Regions from separate parts of the Homo sapiens genome. Here region 2 is linked to region 1. A link is a loop called in an ENCODE intact Hi-C map of the cell type or tissue named here. Cell type or tissue: HepG2. All regions are shown on one strand. Links, peaks and the distances in the headings refer to the core of each region. The heading gives the core; the rest is flanking DNA.

Region 1 (10,206 bases), core at 774-8,773:
ATTTTTGCTTACAGGCAAAAAAGAAATATATGACAAAAATAACACTAATAAGAGCAGGTAGAGAAAAGAGATTCCAAACTTCATAAAGAGCCTCTGTTGGGGTATTATAACAAACTGCATTCAGCTGCATGAAACAGAACCAGAGTCTTTCCCACTAAAAAATAACTGCATGAGGCCAGGTATGTGGCTCACACCTATAATCTCAGCACTTTGGGAGGCCGAGGCAGGGGAATCACCTGAGGTCAGGAGTTCGTGACCAGCCTCGCCAATGTGGCGAAACCCCATCTCTACTAAAAATACAAAAATTAGCCAGACGAGGCCAGGCGTGGTGGCTCACGCCTGTAATTCCAGCACTCTGGGAGGCCAAGGTGGGCGGATGACCAGGTCAAGAGATCAAGACCATCCTGGCCAACATGGTGAAACCCCGTCTCTACCAAAAATACAAAAATTAGCTGGGCGTGGTGGCGGGCGCCTGTAGCCCCAGCTACTTGGGAGGCTGAGGCAGGAGAATTGCTTGAACCCGGGAGGCGGAGGTTGCAGTGAGCTGAGATCACGCCACTGCACTGCAGCCTGGCAACAGAGCGAGACTCCGTCTCAAAAAAAAAAAAAAAAAAAATTAGCCAGACATGGTGGCGGGCACCTGTAATCCCAGCTACTTGGGAGGCTAGGGCAGAAGAATCACTTGAACCTGGGAGGCGGAAGTTACAGTGAGCTGAGATCACGCCACAGCACTCCAGCCTAGGCAACAGAGCAAGACTCCATCTCAAAAAAAAAAAAAAGAACTGCATGAGAAAACAGACCAGGGCTGAAGCAGATTCATCTTAGGTTCCCAGTACACAGTCAGCAGCCCAGGTTCCCTCTCCTCTGCTCTCCCAATCTGTACTGGATGGCTTTCTTCACACTTGTAAGACAGCTGCCAAAGCCCTGGGCTTTCCATCCGCTCAAGGCAGGGGAAGGGTAAAAGCAACAGGCAAAAGGCAGAGGCCAAACAAGTGTGCCCCCTTTCTTTTTTTTTGAGATGAAGTCTTGTTCTGTCTCCAGGCTGAGTGCACTGGCGCGATCTCAGCTCACTGCAACCTCCGCCTAGCGGGTTCAAGCAATTCTCCTGCCTCAGCCTCCTGAGTGGCTGGGACTACAGGCACACGCCACCACACCCGGCTAATTTTTGTATTTTTAGTAGAGACAGGTTTCACCATGTTGGCCAGGATGTTCTCGATCTCCTAACCTCGTGATCCACCTGCCTCAGCCTCCCAAAATGCTAGGATTACAGGCGTGAGCCACTGCGCCTGGCCAAGTGTGCCCCCTTTCAAGGAGCCCGGTGTAGAAACTTCCACCTGAACATGCTGGCAAACTTGCAAGCAAAGGGGTCTGGGAAGGTAAATAATTTATCTGGGCCCCAACTACACCAAGCAAAACTGAACTGCATTAGGAAGGAAGTTGTCAAGACTGGACAATGGGTAGGCAATTAGCAGTCTCTGGCACAGGTATAAAATCCATAGTCAGATTCCAATAACAAGCTCTCGGTGAAAAGGATACTAGGACATGCTTCAGCAACTCCTCCTTTTTCACCAGCACAACTTACTGCACAGTTCCTCAGAGAAACTTCTTGCAACTTGCTCAGCTGACTGCATGAAAAACAGAGTTCACATGGATACATAAGCACGTATGCTATCCACTGGCCCTTTAAAAAATTAAACACATTTCAGACATATAAAAGGGTACCAAAAATAATATACAAATACCAGTAACCACCACCCAAATTAAGAAATAAAGCATTACAAAAAAGAAAAAGAGCACTACAAATATTACAAATGCAACTGAAGTCCTCTGGGGCCCTCTCCAAACACAATTCTCCCTCTACTCCCAGAGGTAAACTTTTCTTTTTGCTTTTTAGCCAGAGTCTCGTTGTGTTGCCCAGGCTGGAGTGCAGTGGCACAATCTAGACTCACTGCAACCTCTCCCTCCCAGGTTCAGGTGATTCTCCTGCCTCAGCCTCCCCAGTAGCTGGGATTACAGGCGCTTGCTACCACACCTGGCTAATTTTTGTGTTTTTAGTAGAGACGGGGTTTCACCATGTTGGCCAGACTGGTCTCGAACTCCTGACCTCAAGTGATCCACCCACCTCCGCCTCCCAAAGTGCTGGGATTACAGGCGTGAGCCACCACGCCCGGCCCTCCCCAGGGCCTTATACTACATTTGGTGTTTATTTAATCTTAAGCATTTCTTAATATTTTTACCATATATTTCCATATCCCTAAACAATTACAGCATTTTTTAATATTCTGAAACTTGATATAAATGGTATTCTACTCCGCAGAGCCTTCTGCACCTGACTTTTTCCTCAACAGTCTATTGTTCAGTGGTGAGATTTCACTACGGTGACACATGGAGCTCCAGGACATTCATCTTCACACCTTACAGCGTTTGTTATATGAACAGACCACAAGGAATGTACATACTCTTCTGCTGACATTTAGATTGTTCCCAACCACGCAGAAGTACATGCTATGGAGTGCTTCTCGCACTCACATGTAAAAGCCTCCCTAAGGTACTTCCTAGAGAGCGCACCCAGCTTCAGCATGACCAGATACTTCCGGCAGCCATTTGTTAAGTGTAGAGAATCTTGTGCTTTCTATTCATGAAAAGAATCCGCATACATAATGTCTAAGAACACAGAATCTGGAACCAGACCACCTGGGTTCAAATCCCAATTCCACCATCTCCTTTGGCTTTGGAGAAGTGAATTAGCACCTCTGTGCCTCAGACTTCACATCTCTAAAAGGCCACGGTATATGCACAAGTTCACAGCAGCATTATTCCTGGTAGTCAAGAGGTGGAAGCAACCCAAGTGTCCATCAACAAATGAAAGGATAAACAAAACGTGGCACACATATACAATGCAATATTGTGCGAACTTAAAAAAAAGGAAGGAAATTCTGACATATGCCGCAATGTGGATGAACCTTGAGTGTATTATGCTAGGTGAAATAAGCCAGTCACAGAAGAACAAATACATGGCCGGGGGCAGTGGCTTATGCCTGTAATCCCAGCACTTTGGGAGGCCAAGGTGGGCGGATCACCTGGGGTCAGGAGTTCGAGACCAGCCTGGCCAACATGGTGAAACCCTGTCTCTACTAAAAAAAATAACAAAAATTAGCCTGGCATAGTGGGGGGCACCTGTAATCCCGACTACTCAGGAGGCTGAGACAGGGGAATCGCTTGAACCCGGGAGGGTGGAGGTTGCAGTGAGCCGAGATCACACCATTGCGCTCCAGCCTGGGTAACAAGAGTGAAACTCTGTCTCAAAACAAAAAACAAGAAACAACAACAAAAAAAAGAAAGAAAAACCAGGGTACAAAAGGCAGCAGCAGAATTCAAGGTTAGAGGGTCCCAAACTTTCTCAGGCCACACGGTCCTTAGGGTTTCAGTAATTTTTTTCATGGTACTTAGGCCAAAATAAATACCTCACAGTTCCAATTAAGTACGTAGTTAGGGCCAAACAACTTAATCATTACTTATGTCCTGTCAACTCAGTGTCTGCTGGGCACTGCCCAACTTCCCAAACCCTGGAATCAGACTGGACGCCACCAATTCCATTTCCAGTTCCACACTGATTTAAGAGATACTTGCTTTTTTATAAAACAAATATTTCTATTGATGCATGATAGATGTACATAAATACTTGTGTTTTATCGCGGCAATTGCCCAAAAGCCAGCTTTGTAGGCTTATGACATCATTGAAAAGAACTACAGGAATCTCATGAAACAGGCAACTACTTCAAACTGTAGTTTGCACTGTGTCCGACAGATGTCGCTCCTTCCCCCTAAAATTTAAAATAGCCTTCTTTGCCAGGTCAACTTGGCACTAAGCATGAGGACTCAGATCTCAGTCCAAGCATCACTCCAGAGCCAAAGCCATCTCCAAGAGAAACCATACATAATGGATTTTTTAATTTGTTTTTGATTCCTTTATTGAGTAAGTCTCTTCTTAGTGGTACGATCTCAAAGCTGGTCAGCTGGATTTTATTGATGAGATAAGACAATGGCTTAAAGTAGAGGTTTCAACTCCTAACTGACAGCTATCATTAATTGTAGGATCTCATTTGTTATTCACAACAGCACTTATATCTTAGGTTTTATGTTGTAACTGAGGAAACTGAGGCTTAGAAACAATAAGCAGCTATCTCTAACTTCTGTCAGAGCCAAAAGTGCCTTAGCTGGCGGCTGAACCCAGCCTAACTCCAACACTGGCTGCATTCCACCAAGCTGTCTCATAATTTCTGAATTGACTAATCTCCAGCCAACATATGAGATTACTCCAGAATCTCTAAAATTTTACCTTTTCAATCAAGAAAGACACTAGCTAATGATTAAATGCAATGATACTCAAGTAGTAGGGTCATTTACAGAAAAATTCATGAGTTACATAGCTGTTCATAAACTAGGGGACGAAAATCCATTTGCAATTTGTTAATATTCTCAGAAAGAGATTAACCAATTAAAAAAATGCTTCCTTTGGGTAAGAGATATGTAAATATTTGGGGTTTTTTTTTTTTGGTTTGTGTGTCATTTGAGACAAGGTCTCACTATGTCACCTAGGCTGGAGTGCAGTGGTGCAATCATGTCTCACTGCAGCCTTGACCTTCTGGGTTCAGGTGATCTTCCCACCTCAGCTTCCCAAATAGTTGGGACTATAGGCACGCACCACTACACCCAGCTAATTTTTGCATTTATTTATTTATTTTTTTTGTAGAGACAGGGTTTTGCCATGTTGCCCAGGCTATTTGTATTTTAAATGGGAAAAAATAAAGCAAAGAACTCTAACCCTATGAAGCATGTAGTTCTTTAAATCCAAGTAAATCAGTAGGGTAAACAGTAAAAACTGTTCATGATAGTTACGTCTTTTTTTTCTTTTTTTTTTTTTTTTTTGAGACAGAGTCTCATTCTGTCACCCAGGCTGGAGTGCAGCGGCATGATCTCGGCTCACTGCAACGTCCACCTCCCAGGTTCAAGCGATTCTCTTGCCTCAGCCTCCCAAGCAGCTGGGACTACAGGTGCGTACCACCACACCCAGCTAATTGTTTGTATTTTTAGTAGAGACAGGGTTTCACCATGTTGGCCAGGCTAGTCTCAAATTCCTGGCCTTAAGTGATCCAACTGCCTCGGCCTCCAAAAGTGCTAAGATGACAAGCATAAGCCACCGCACCCAGCCCGTTTACGATACTTATATCTAAGTGGTGGCATTAATCATGATACTTTTTTGTTCAATCTGTAATTTCTAAATTCTCAACAATAAAGGTATCTTGTTTTATAAAGAACAGTCCATTTGTTCCTTTTTCTAAAACTCTTGATTTATTCTGAGTTTTTTTTAATGGGGGCCATGTATGCTAAAGAGTAGATGTACCAAGAAATGTATTTATTTTCCACATTGTCCCCATGTGCACTTTTATTAATAACAACAATAACAAAAGATAGTAAAGAAATTTACTTTGGACAGAACTATAGCTTAATTCTTTTAGAGACTGAAAGAAAATATATTGCAGGCCTCCAAGTGGCCACAAATTTATCCTCACAGTGGCCACCAGGGGTCCTTACCCAGATGCCTCGTCCAAGTCACTCACCACAGTAGGAAGCTGCAAGGCCTGGCCAGTTCTTGTGCAGCCATGACTGGTTTTGTGTAAATACTATCTTTCTCTCTCTTTGATTCAAGCAGTTCACTGGAATGACTAGAAAGCCTCCTTGTACAAAGTCACAATATACAGTTTCAGAGAAAAGAGAATGTTCTTGTGCAGCAGTTTTAAAGGGCATTATTTTAAGGCCGGGTGCTTAATCCCTGTAATCCCCAGTGCTTTGGGAAGCCAAGGATCACTTGAGCCCAAGAGTTCAAGACCAGCCTGGGCAACATAGCAAGATCCTGTCTGTATAAAAATAAAAATACAATACAATACAATACAATAAAATGCATTAGAGCCCATATCCCAAAATTGTGATTGAGCAGATCTGGGATGGGACCAAGGATGCCGCATGTTCCACAGCTCCCCAGGTGATGAAGATGTGCAGCCCGAGGTGAGAACTACTCCCTACTATTAACAGACGGCACCAGCACGCTCCACGGCATAGGGAACAATTCAGACTGCTGTTTCCATTCCCAACTTACCATCATCACCATGAAATAGAAAAGAACCCAAACGTCAGCCTTGGTTACTTAGTCAACACGAGATAATATGATGTGAATAGTAATAATGGGCCAATAAATATTTCAATTGCAAACTGGATAAATCTACCAATCCTGTGCTAACATAAGAATTTTAATTTCCCTAAATAATTCTTGGATTCCTCAGATTTTGATTCCGTTTCTGTGGAACCATAAACCAGTTTAGGAGCAAAGTCATGAGCATCCATATACAGTCATGGGTATTTCAATTCTGAACCTTAATAAAACCATAAAAGTCAGCTCTGCCGTTATAAACTCCACTTACCTTTGCTGTTTCATAATAGAGTCAAAACCGATAGTCTCCACAGGTTTATTTCCAATTGTAACAATTTGCTCTTTTCTATCTTCCTCTGGTCCATCTTCTAACACATAGCGGTTCTTAATTGCAGTAAGAAAGTCTGTTCCAAAATTTACCTTGTTCGGACGAATAAAGGATCCTCCTGTCGGGTGCCTGGTAAAGAAGAGCAAATGAAACACAGAAAATATTACCCACCAAGAAAGGCCATAAATACAATTTTCTGAAGGTCTTCAAAAATTTCTACATGCTAAAAAATCAAAATTAGCATAAAAGAGAATATCACATACTAAAATAATATATAATCAGTATGATTGACCATAAAGGGTTATGATCTTATGCAAGCATGTTAAATCCCTTTAAATAAACTAACAAGTAATATGAAACTGACAATTCACATTAGAAAAAACAGAAGTATTAAATCCATGGGGGTGGCCAGGCACGGTGGCTCATGACTGTAATCCCAGCACTTTGGGAGGCCAAGGCAGGAGGACCACCTGAGGTCAGGAGTTCAAGACCAGCCTGGCCAACATGGCGAAACCCCCATCTCTACTAAAAATACAAAAATTAGTCCAGCGTGGTGGTGCACACCTGTAGTCCCAGCTACTAGGGAGGCTAAGGCGGGAGAATTGTTTGAACTCGGGAAGTGGAGGTTGCAGTGAGCCAAGATCATGCCACTGCACTCCAGCCTGGGTGACAGAGCAAGACTCCATCTAAAAAAAAAAAAAAAAAAAAAAAAATCGTAGGTGGATTATATACAAAATCATTTATTTATTTATTTACTTATTTATTTTTTATTTTGGTAACAGAGAGAGACCTTGTCACTTAAAAAAAAAGAAGAAACAGTGAACTCTATAAATTGATCAAAATTGTATTATAAACACTATTTCAGCTTACGATCATTACTTTTTTTCTTTTTTTTTTTTGAGACAGAATCTCACTCTATTGCCCAGACTGGAGTGCAGTGGCGCAATCTTGACTCACTGCAACCTCCACCTCCTGGGTTCAAGCAGTTCTCCTGCCTCAGCCTCCCAATTAGCTGGGACTACAGGCATGTGCCACTACACCCAGGCTAATTTTTCTATTTTTAGGAGAGACAGGGTTTCACCATGTTGGCCAGGCTGGTCTTGAACTTCTGACCTTAAGTGATCCTCCCGCCTTGACCTCCCAAAGTGCTGGGATTACAGGCGTGAGCCACCACGCCTAATTTTTTTTTTTTTTTTTTAAAGAAAGGGGGTCTCACTCTGTCACCTCGGTGAGAGTGCAGTGACACAACCATAACTAACTGCAGCCTCCAATTCCCAGGGCTCAGGCAATGCTCCCTCTTCAGCCTCCCACGTAGCTAGGACTACAGGTACAAGCAACCATGTCCAGCTAACACTTTTCGTACTTTTTTTAAGAGACAACATCTCACTACGTTGCCCAGGCAACAACCATTAACTCTTAAAGAAAGAAATCAGACCTTTTTAGAAGTCACCATAATTCTGGCCAGGCACAGTAGCTCATGCCTATAATCCCAGCACTTTGGGAGGCTGAAAAGGGCGGATCACCTAAGGTCAGGAGTTCGAGATCAGCCTGACCAACATGAAGAAACCCCATCTCTACTAAAAATACAAAATTAGCCAGGTGTGGTGGCACATGCCTATAATCCCAGCTACTGGGGAGGCTGAGGCAGGAGAATCACTTGAACCCGGGAGGCAGAGGTTGCGGTGAGCCAAGATCATGCCATTGCACTCCAGCCTGGGCAACAAGAGCAAAACTCCATCTCAAAAAAATAATAATAATAATAATTGAAAAGGATGAAAACTAATATTTGTGATAAATTTTGTTAACATAAACATACGTACAGTTTTCTCTAAGATGTGGGTTCACAGTGATGATCAGACTCTAAAAGGAACTTGTGATCCCAAAAAGTTAAAACCAATCCCCAACCTGGGAAGAAGTGGCCAGGAGGGAGTTAGAAACTTAGAGAGTGTGGGCTGGGTGCGGTAGCTCACCCCTATAATCCTAGCATTTTGGGAGGCTGAGGCGGGCAGATCACCTAAAGTCAGGAGTTTGAGATCAGGTGCGGTAGCTCACCCCTATGATCCTAGCATTTTGGGAGGCTGAGGTGGGCAGATCACCTAAAGTCAGGAGTTTGAGACCAGCCTGGTCAACATGGTGAAACCCTGCCTCTATTAAAAATACAAAAATTAGCCAGGCATGGTTGCTGGTACCTGGAGTTTCGCTACTTGGAAGTATGAGGCAAGAGAATTGCTTGAGCCCAGGAGGTGAAGCTTGCAATGAGCTGAGATCACATCATTGCACTCTAGCCTGGGCGACAGATGGAAACGAGGGGAGGGGAAAGGAGGGAAGGGGAGGGGGAGGGGAGGGGAGGGGGAGGGGAGGGGAGGGGGAGGGGAGGGGGAGGGGAGGGGAGGGGGGAAGGGGAGGGGAGGGGAGGGGAAGGGGAGGAGAAGGGAAAGGGATGGGAAGGGAAAGGGATGGGAAGGGAAACTTGGAGAGTGTGGTGTCCTGGAAGCCAATGAAGAAAGTCAACAACCATGTCCAATGCTAAAACCAGGTCAGGTAAGGTAACAGCTGAGGCCTTGCCACTGAATCCAGCAACATGAACATAACCTTTCCTACGAGCAGTCTGGGTGGGGCAATAGGGCAAAGCCCAGCGAGGGTGAGTTCCAAAGACTGGGAGGCAAGTGAGCACAGCCTACCCTTGTCCTGAAGGGGCACAGGGGTCAAAGGAGGGAGATTGCTTAAGACAGGAGAAAATATCCACCTTGTATGTTGATGAAATTAATTCAGTGGAATAGGGGGAAGCTGATTATGCAGGAAATTAAATCCTCTTTTGTAGCAAAATTAAGTCCCATATCTCTCTCATGGCTTATACACACACATCAGTGATTTGTTTCTGTAAGTTAAACATGTCTCTTAAGTTACAAGCCTAGTTTACTGGCTGCTCTGCCTATGGAGTAGCCATTCTTTATTATTCCTTTACTTTCTTAATAAACTTGCTTTCACTTTACTCTATGGATTCCCCTCAAATTCTTTCCTTTGCAAGATCCTAGAACCCTCTCTTGGGGCCTGGATCAGGACCCCTTTCTGGTAACATCTTTCTGGCGAACCACAGAAAGGAGGACACTGAGGGGACCCGCCCCCCAACCCAAAGGAAATAGTCTGCAGCACTGACTGGGTGACCTTGGGACACAAGTGGAGAAACTGCTTATTTTACCAAGGCTTCAACTGGAATGGTGTGTGTTCCTTTATGGAATCAAACTTGACTTATAGAGCCAATAAAAGCCGCTTGGGAAAACTGGCCTCACTCCTTGTCTACACAGTTCCTGACCTGTGTCCCACAGACCTATGGAAGACAAGAGAATGATCCCACTTATTCCTGTGAACCAACCAGTGATCTCTGGCTGCTGCTCAGAAGAAACAAGAGTGATGGGTAATGTTATTCTAATTCTGGGCACATATTGGAATTGGCTAGTGACTCCTTATTAGCTTGATTTAAACAATTGCCCAGTTCATGGAAAACTTTCTAATTCAGTTTACTTGGGATAATTTTATTTTTTTTATTTTACTGTTGTGGAATATATTGCTGTGATTATACTCTTTGTGTAGGAATGCAGGATAAGCTTACTAAATGTTTTCTTAAACTGAACACTTATTAATCTTCCAGATATACCTTTTGTCGGAACTC
Region 2 (10,206 bases), core at 1,488-9,487, 180 kb after region 1:
CTGGTCTCGAACTCCTGACCTCAGGTGATCCACCTGCCTTCGCCTCCCAAAGTGCTGGGAGTACAATACTTCCAGCCAAAGTACAGTACTTCTATTCAATAGCAAGCTTTGAAGATTTGCTTTGTTTCTGCCAGGGAACAATTTTTAAGTTATTTGACTGATCATTGAAATCAAGGGGGTGGTATTCCCCATGTCACTTTAAAAAGCTTAATATTATTATAATAGTTTTTACTTTTTTGGCCAGGTGGGGTGGCTCACGCCTATAATCCCAGCACTTTGGGAGGCGAGGTGGGCGGATCACGAGGTCAGGAGATCGAGACTATCCTGGCTAACATGGTGAAACCCCTTCTCTACCAAAAATACAAAAATTAGCTGGGCGTGGTGGCAGGCACCTGTAATCCCAGCTACTCAGGAGGCTGAGGCAGGAGAATTGCTTGAACCCAGGAGGCGGAGCTTGCAGTGAGCCAAGGTGGTGCCACTGCACTCCAGCCCGGCAACAGAGCTAGACTCCGCCTCAAAAAAGAAAAAAATAGTTTTCACTTTGTTTACATTTATATTGGAATATATAAATATAAAGGCATGACGGTTACTTTGTCATACTTTTGGAAAGGCATCAAAGACAACTTCAGAGTATACTAGATAGTATACTAAATAGGTAAATCATGTTTAAAGTTTTTTAGTAGTTTAATCTGTCAGTTTTCCTTTTTTGGGCAGTGAAACTGATCATTGCAAACTATCTGAAAAACACTTTTATCTTTGTAGGTATTCAATAATAGCCATTCTAAAAAGGACATATGTTGTTGTCCATCAAACATTTCCTAGTCTTTACTCATTCTGGGCATTTTCTTTGGTGCTGATTCTTTATTAGAATCAGATTCAAATTGGAATAGCTTTTTGTTTTGTTTTCCTTTTTACTACACTTTCCTCAAACATCAAGTTGATGGTTTCAGATACTTCCTTTTTCTTCTGACAGTTATCTTTCTAATTTACTAGTCCAATATTTAATGTTACTGAAAGGATTTTCTGTTTTTCTTTTAATTTTGAAAGTTTTTAGCATCATACAAAAGAGGCTTATTGGACATTTTATGAATACCTAATTGGTGTGTATTTGTTGTTATGGATAGCAGTGGTGATCTCTTTTCAGATTGCCTCCTCTTCCCAACCTAACCTCAGTTAATAAAGGTCTGCTCTCCTACCTTTTAAAATTAACTTTGTACTGGAGATATAGAATTACTGTCTCCAGAATTCCTTTAATTTGAGATTGGGATTGTGTATATTTTAGTGTAATACTGGGATGTTTAATATGGGGCCTTCACCTTTTTGAGGATTTGGGAACCAGTTATTTGTCCTGATCTTCCTCCTCAATTTTTTACAGTAGCACTAAATAAACCAGAAATATTTTTGGGAAAATGATGTGCTTTCCTCTCATGATAAACTCTTGCTGTTATTTTTTAGAAATTTAGAAAATGATTTAAGATTTAAATTAGCCATTTTACAGGTCTTAGGAAATGTAATAAGAGTTTGGGAATACCTATATTCATCATTGGCATGCTTATTCTTTGTGAGGATAAATGGAAATATTTTATTTTTTTCTCTCCCTAGACCAGAGGAAGAGTCTTCATCATCCTCCAGTGATGAAGATGAGGATGATAGGAAACAGATTGATGAGCTACTAGGCAAAGTTGTATGTGTAGATTACATTAGTTTGGATAAAAAGAAAGCACTGTGGTTTCCTGCATTGGTGAGTAGCTTCAGTATACAAGAGTTTAATTTCAAACTTTATAAGTTTATGAAGAAAACAATTTTCTTACTAATGTTTTTCATAGGTACAAAATGAGGAAATGTTTTTAGCATTATTTAGTTCACACTAAGCTTACTTTCAACGTTGTCTTTGAATACAAAGAACTCTTGATGTCATTCAGGAAAGGCAAAATCTTGATAATCTTAGAGGTTTAGCTATGTGGAAGTTGAATTCTCTCTCTCTCGGTAGAAAATTCATGATGCAAACTTTTAAAGCTCCTAAGTCCATGTAGGTCTAGATTGCAAAAGAACAACAGAATCTTTCTTGGTTGACAGGGATAACTAGACCTTTTCCTCATACTTAGTGAATCAGGGTGTTTCCATCCTTGATCTTAATCTTGCCTTTTAGGTACTCCCTATATAATCATGACTGCAATTATACATTACCCCACTCTTCAATTTTCTCTACAGTAGATTGTTAATTCTACCTACTTTTTAATGTTTTTCTCTCCAAAAGATTGCAATTCCTTAGATTCCAGGTTGAATATTTTGCATTTTTTCCTTGTTTTCTCACGTTGCCTTTTTGTGATTCTGAGGAGGTACTCAAGATTTATTATCAGGAGTATCCTCATGATTGTCCCAAGTTCTTGTATTTCAAACTGTTAAGACATGACAGAAAGCCTTTTGAGCTTTTTATCTCTCTGTTTTTCGTAACCACTAGCTTCTTTAGCAAGTTGAAAGGGCCATGTATAGACCATTTTCTTTGACTTTTAGAAAGGGAACATATACTAATATCTTTCACGGACATAACTAGGCTGCTTTTCAAATAATCTTTTGGTAGACAAAATAATTTGTAGCTCTTAAAGCAAATAGAGGTTCAACTAATAATTAGCTATATATGATACTTTAATGAAGATTTAACTCTGTGGCAATAAGAATGCATTTTTTTCTGGACAGCATATAATTGGATAAATCACTTAAGGTTTTAAATTTCAAGTAGGAGACTGAAGTTAATAATCAGTATCTCTTAAGAATTATCTTGGCTGGGGTGTGGTGGCTCACACCTGTAATCCTAGCACTTTGGGAGGCCGAGGTGGGCAAATCCCCTGAGGTCAGGAGTTCGAGACCAGCCTGGCCAACAGGGCAAAACCCCGTCTCTACTAAAAATACAAAAAAATTAGCTGGCTGTGGTGGCACATGCCTGTAATCCCAGCTAGGCAGGAGAATAGCTTGAACCCAGGAGGCGGAGGTTGCAGTGAGCCAAGATCGCGCCACTGCACTCCAGTGTGGGCGACAGAGCAAGATTCCCTCTCAAAAAAAAAAAAAAGAAGAAAAAAAAAGAATTATCTTGAACTCTTTAAAATTTTGATATGTCTGAATTGTCCTATGATGATTTTATCTGAAGACCATTGAGTCATTTGCATCAAACAGTGAGATCCACTTTTTTTTTTTTTCCCCGGAGACAGAGGCTTACTCCGTTACCCAGGTTAGAGTGCAGTGGTGTGATCCTGACTCGCTGCAGCCTTGACCTCCTGGGCTCAACAATTCTCCCACCTCAGCCTCCTGAGTAGCTCACACTACAGGTGGAGACCACCACATCTGGCTAATTTTTAAATACTTTGTAAATACGAGGTCTCCCTATGCTGCCCAGGCTAGTCTTAAACTCCTGGATTCAAGTGACCTTCCCACCTTGGCTTCCCAGAGTGCTGGGATTACAGGTGGGGGCTACTGAGCCCAGCCCACATCTTTTACAAATATGTCCTCCCCTCACTTCATATTTAATAAGCTATAAACTGAAGATCCGCTGATAAACAAAAGACACTTTGAAAGTACTATTCTCACGTTTGACAACTAATTTGTTCTCAAATATCGAGAGACAGAATGGGTCAAAATTATTCTCTGTCTCTGTTTTGTATGTTCTCACTCCCTTACTAAAAATAATTAGCCAAATTCTCCTCTAATGCTTTTTTCCCTTATGTTAATGACATTCAATAAAATTTTTGTGTTCTCAAGATTAACACATATTTGTTAGGTATGCATTTATCATATACCAAGTTCTGTTCAAAATATTTAACAAAGATAGACTCATTTAGTGGTGTAGAGGTTTTTTGTTCTCATGATTAATAAACTTTCCTTTTTTCTTTTCTTTTCTTTTCTTTTTTTTTTTTTTGAGATGGAGTTTCGCCCTTGTTGCCCAGGCTGGAGTGCAATGGTGCGATCTCGGCTCACTGCAACTCCGCCTCCCAGGTTCAAGTGATCCTCCTGCCTCAGCCTCCCGAGTAGCTGGTATGACAAGCCACCATGCCCGGCTAATTTTGTATTTTTAGTAGAGACAGCGTTTCTCCATGTCGGTCAGGCTGGTCTCCAACTCCTGACCTCAGGTGATCTGCCCGCCTCAGCCTCCCAAAATGTTGGGATTACAGGCATGAGCCAGCACACCCGGTGATGATTAATAAACTTTTCTCTACAATTTGTGCTTGAGAATCTGCTAACTCTTTATTCTCATTCTCTCATTTTCCTGCTCATTGACTAACAATTGCAGAGACTTAGAAATGGGATTAAAACACTGTCCTTTGTTTATATGTATTTGTATGAAAACTTATGTCCATAATATATATAAACTCTTTTGTATATTTGTGGTTTTTGTGCTAAACTAGGTAACCATGGTCTCAAATGAAAAAGAAACAATAGAACTACCTTTGTTTTTACTGTTTTCTACTTGTGATGTCCATTTACCCTTTTTAGTCAACATGTCTTATTTCTTTATCTCCACTGCTTAGTTCAGTGTTCGGCACAAATTAAATATGCAGTAAATGTCAGCTCTTGTAATGATAGTGAAAAATGAGGACAATTATTTGTTTTAATAAATATAAATATTTTATAATACCTTTGTACCTTCCTGTGTATCCAACATTTAGTGGATACCTATATGTACAAGGAGTGTGCTAACACCTATTATGAGATAGGTATTATTATTTATCCCGATGTAGAGATAAGGAAACTGAGTATTAGCAGGGTTAAGTTAGTTGCCACACTTTGGGTTAATTATTAAGCTGAAAAAAAGCATCAGTGTTTGCGATTCTTTCTTTCTTTCTAAAGCACTAGGAGTCTTTGTGAGTTTCTTTTGAAAGTATGTTTTAAGGCCAGCTGCAGTGGCTCACACCTGCAGTCCCAGCACTTTGGGAGGCCGAGGCAGGCGGATCACCTGAGGTCAGGAGTTCAAGACCAGCCTGGCCAACATAGTGAAACCCCTTCTGTACTAAAAATGGAAAAATTTGCAGGACATGGTGGTGCGTGCTTATAGTCCCAGCTACTCGGGAGGCTGAGGCAGGAGAATCGCTTGAACCTGGGAGGCGGAGGCTGCAGTGATCTGAGATCACACCACTGCATTCCAGCCTGGGTGACAGAGCAAGACTTTTATCTCAAAAAAAAAAAAAAAAAAAAAAAAAAATATATATATATATATATATATATATATATTTTTTATAAAACCGTTTTGTGGGCCAGGCGCGGCGGCTCACACCTGTAATCCCAGCACTTTGGGAGGCCGAGGTGGGCAGATCACTTGAGGTCAGGAGTTCAAGACCAGCCTGGCCAACATGGTGAAACCCTATCTTTACTAAAATACAAAAATTAGCCGAGCATGGTGGCGGGAGCCTATAATCCCAGCTACTTGGGAGGCTGAGGCAGGAGAATTGCTTGAACACGGGAGGTGGAGGTTGCAGTGAGCTGAGACCGTGCCACAGCACTCCAGCCTGAGTGACAGAGCAAGACCCCATCTCAAACACACACACACACACACACACACACACACACACACAACTGTTTTGTAAGTCTTTTTCTCAATAGGAACATTAAATTTTTTAATATTAGTGTTTTGAGTTATTAATTTAAGCTTCTCACACCATAATCACTAAAAAGTTTCTTTGACGAAAATGAAAAATCTAAGGATTTTTAATATTGAAAGGTTAGTAATCTGTTTAGTCAGCCATTTCACTGTTGTTTTTAAATTCTTAGAATTATTGATGTATGTTATCTCCTCCCAAAATTGAGATCCATTGGACGGTGATGGATAGTTTTTGGTAACTAGAGTGAAAAATTATGTTCTAAATCGACCAATCTTGATATAATCGCACAAATAGTATTTGTGTTTCTAATTTATGTTATTTTTATAAATCGAGTAAATTCAAAGTGTTTTAGTAACATCATAAGAAAACAGTTAACTGGGTCTGGGTGGCCTGTGCCTGTAGTCCCAGCTACTTGGGAGACTGAGGTGGGAGGATCGATTGAACCCTGGGAGGTTGAGGCTGCATTGAGTCGTGATCACGCCACTGCACAGAGTGAGACCTTGTCTCAAAAAAAAAAAAAGAAAAAGAAAAAGGAAACAACTACATAGTCCCAGGAACTATAAATAACTACCATGCACTGAGTATTTACCCTGACTAGGACTGTGCTGAGCTTATTAATATAAGTAGTATTGTTTAATCCTAATTGAGACTTACTCTCAGTCTCAATTTTTTATTTTCCAATTTCATTTTAAGAGGGGGAAATCTTAGATTCCATGGCTCATGCAGTTCTCCTTTTCAGTTTTTTTCACCAGGTTCTCCTCTTCTAATCACCCTTTCAAGCTGTAATTCAGGATTCAGAATGTATCGCTGTATTTTCTTTACGGTGATCTCATCTCCTTTTAAAGCTTCACCTTGCAGAGATAGCAAAGAGATAAAGTGACCAAGAAAATAACATACATGGGTGAATGGGATAAAATGCATATTGTCGTTCTGTGGCAGAACTGGACAGTGAGCCCACTTACTCATACACCAGTGTCATCACTGGCCAAAGCTATCACATGTGCAGTTTTCGAAATCCTTCGCTCATCAGGGAAAAGTAATGAGTGGATTTGGCTCACAAGCCCCAAGTTTTAGACCCCTAATATTTAGGCTGTGGGCTCTCAAATTTATATCCTTGAGTCCAGACCTCTACGCTTTGCTCCAGACCTGATTTTTCTGTTCACTGTCTTCATTTGGATGTCTTTTAGCCACCTAAAACTTAGTAGTCCCAAAACTCCTCTTATTATCCCTTCCCTCATGCACAAACTTGGCCCTTTTTTGTTGTTTTTCTTTCACAGTGAATAACTCTGTCATCTGCCTATTTGTACAAGGCAGAAAACTAAGCATCCTCTTATTGTTCATCTTTCTACTTCCCTAATTATCTTGGATATTTCTCATTCCTTTAATTTGCCATTGCCACCACTTTACATCCAAGCCACCACCTCTCACTCAGGTGATCACAGTAGCTTAGTTTCTTTGAACAGTTGCCTCTGCGTGGTCCATTTTCTTCATAGCAGCCAAAGTAGATTTTTAAAAGGAAAATCTATTATGACATTCTTTGGTTTCAGATTCTTTCAACAAAGATGTTAGATTTTATCCTAAGAATTAATATGGCCTACAAGGCTCTGGAAATTCTGGACCCTTGTTTTTTTCTTAGCCATGATGTATCCCTTCAGTTAAGGATCTAACTCTACCTTTTTTCTGTTTCTGACTAGAACTTCGTCCACAGCTTCATCCTAGTCATAGCTGTGCTTCTGCTTTCAATGCCTTGCCTATGCCAAAAATTCTAGATTATCCAGCAGCTGGAAGGATGTAGGATGCCAATTTAAAATTGCTTGTGTGTGCTCCCACGTGTGTGTGTGTGCCTGTTTACCCTCAAACTAAAATTAGTTTTTAAACTTCAAGCTTACACTTTTTAAAAGGATTTAAATGGTGGGTACTTACCTATCTATGAGTTCTTTTAGTTATAATAGCTTCACCCTTTTTCTTAAAAGGTGGTTTGTCCTGATTGTAGTGATGAGATTGCTGTAAAAAAGGACAATATTCTTGTTCGATCTTTCAAAGATGGAAAATTGTAAGTATAATTTACTTGGTTTGAAAAACCAGTTTATAAATATATGCTGTTATTTTGAATTAGGATGTTAAATGATTAATTAGTTATTTCCAATTACCTTAGGCTTTTATTTTTCATCATACAGAATGTTTCAAAGAGTCACTGTTTTTCATATTATCTTAATGTGTTGTAGTCTTATAGTATGTTTTTCCTTACTAATTTTGGTAATCTTTTCCAAACTAGACACTCAGTACTGTCTAATTTGTCAACACTTGTCCACATAATAGCTGGTTATTTGAGGCAAATTTGCCATATCTAATGTATTTAATACTTTATTGATTTTTTTGTTTTTTTTGAGACGGAGTCTCACTCTGTCACCCAGGCTGGAGTGCAGTGGTGCAGTTTCGGCTCACTGCAACCTCTGCCTCCTGGGTTCAAGCTATTCTCCTGCCTCAGCCTCCTGAGTAGCTGGGACTATAGGTGCATGCCACCGCACCCAGCTAATTTTTATATTTTTAATAGAGACGGGGATTCACTGTGTTGTCCAGGCTGGTCTCGAACTCCTGATCTCGTGATCTGCCCGCCTCGAACCCCAAAGTGCTGGGATTATAGGCGTGAGCCATCGCGCCCGGCCTATTGATGTATTTATTGACATTATTTCCTTAGGGTTTGTTCTTGATGGTCTAATTAGGAATTTCCAATACTTCTACTAGTTATGTCTAATGGTTATAGTGATACCTGTTGGATAATACTCAACTTTTGCAGTAGTCTGAGGATTAAAATGGGTTACTTGTATATGGATGGTAAGTGTTAAGAAAATGATTTGTTAATTTTTCTTTAAGAATTATATGACTAGAGAAGCCAGATATTTTATACAGAATTGTATTGGGTATAAATACCTTAAAAAGGTCATCATGTTTTAAGATTTGATGTTTGAATTTTCAAGTTCGGGAAAGGTATTTTTATTTTTAATTATTTTATTTTACTTTATTTCATTTTTTTGGTGAGGGTCTCACTCTTTCACCCAGGCTGGAGTGCAGTGACATGATCATGGCTCACTGCAGCCATGACCCTTTGGGCTCAGGTTATCCTTTCACCTCAATTTCTCTTGAGTAGCTGGGACTACACCTGGCTATTTTTGTATTTTTTGTAGTGATAAGGTTTCACCATGTTGGCCAGGCTGGTCTCGAACTCCTCAGCTCAAGCGATCCAAATGCCCTGGCCTCCCAAAATGCTGAGATTACAGGCGTGAGCCTCTGCACCCAGTCTGAAAAGTTAGCTTCAAAAACAGTATGTAGGCTGGGCGCGGTGGCTCACGCCTGTAATCCCAGCACTTTGGGAGGCCTAGGCAGGTGGGATCATGAGGTCAGGAGTGCAAGACCAGCCTGGCTAACATGGCAAAACTCCGTCTCTACTAAAAATACAAAAATTAGCCAGGCATGGTGGTGGGCGCCTGTAATTCCAGCTACTAGGGAGGCTGAGGCAGGAGAATCGCTTGAACCTGGGAGATGGAGGGTGCCGTGAGCAGAAATAATGCCATTGCACTCCAGCCTGGGTGACAACAACAAGATTCCATCTCAAAACAAAACAAAACAAAACAAAAAAAAATGTAGAACCAACTTTAACAAAATTGGGATAATCAGAGGAATTTGAGCACAGAAATTGAATATTGACTTAATATTAAATTGTTGGGGGGTAAGGAAAATGGGAAAACGTTAGTAAAACGGCACAAACTTTTATTGGTAAGATGAATAAAATGTACAGGATCTGATGTACAGTGTGGTAACTAGTATTCTGGCAGCCTCCCAAGTAGCTAGCACTACAGGTGTGTGCCACCACGCTCGGCAAATTTTTGTAGGGTTTTTTTTTTTTGCCATGTTGCCCAGGCTGGTCTTGAACTCCTGAGTTCAAGTGATCTGCCCACTTTGGCCCCCAAAGTGTTGGGATTACAGTTGTCAGCCACTGTGTCCAACCTTTATTTATTTATTTATTTTATTTTATTTACTTTTTTTTGAGATGGAGTTTCACTCTTGTTGCCCAGGCTGGAGTGCAATGGCGCAATCTCAGCTCACTGCAACCTCCGCCTCCCAGGTTCAAGCGATTCTCCTGCCTCAGCCTCTCGAGTAGCTGGGACTACAGGCATGCACCACCACACCCAGCTAATTTTTATATTTTTAATAGAGATGGGGTTTCACCATGTTGGTCAGGCTGGTCTTGAACTCCTGACCCCAGGTGATCCACTCGCCTCAGCTTCCCAAAGTGCTGGGATTACAGTTGTGAACCACTGCACTCAGCTCAACCTTTATTTTTTAAGAGATGGGATCTTGCTCTGTTGCCTACGCTAGAGTGCAGTGGCACGATCATAGCTCACTGTAACCCTGCCCTGGGTTTTTTCCAGTCAGCTCCCTGCCTCAGACTCCCAAGTAGCTGGGACTACAGGCACATGCCACCACTCCTGGCTAATTCTTTGCTTACTTTTTTAGTTTGTCTGTGGAGACTGGGTCTCGCTATATTACCTATCCTGGTCTTGAACTTTGGCATGAAGCAGTCCTCCCACCTTGACCTCCCAAAGTGTTGGGATTACAG

What was found. Hi-C counts contacts between places; a loop is a spot of excess contacts. Peaks named below come from ENCODE experiments on the same cell type or tissue, not always from the same donor. Only the 100,000 strongest peaks of a DNase experiment are listed, where the experiment ranks them.
Region 2: a loop joins it to region 1, with 4 times the contacts of the local background. A loop is called at or near these places in 3 of 110 quality-filtered maps.

What each region holds. Positions count from the first base shown.
Region 1 is chr1:235,410,892-235,421,097 of GRCh38, reverse strand. TBCE (tubulin folding cofactor E) reads right to left here. Exons shown (of 17, transcript NM_003193.5): 4 at 6,480-6,665; 5 at 1,537-1,625. Among named protein-coding and RNA genes, the nearest start is that of TBCE, 49 kb to the right of the region's middle. In HepG2, for the core only: CTCF peaks have their summits at 3,818 and 5,589 (motif pointing right); DNase peaks (open chromatin) are centred at 3,847, 4,617 and 5,617.
Region 2 is chr1:235,231,848-235,242,053 of GRCh38, reverse strand. ARID4B (AT-rich interaction domain 4B) reads left to right here. Exons shown (of 24, transcript NM_016374.6): 8 at 1,603-1,741; 9 at 7,562-7,641. Among named protein-coding and RNA genes, the nearest start is that of MIR4753, 47 kb to the right of the region's middle. In HepG2, for the core only: no CTCF peak of the experiment used is centred there; a DNase peak (open chromatin) is centred at 4,813.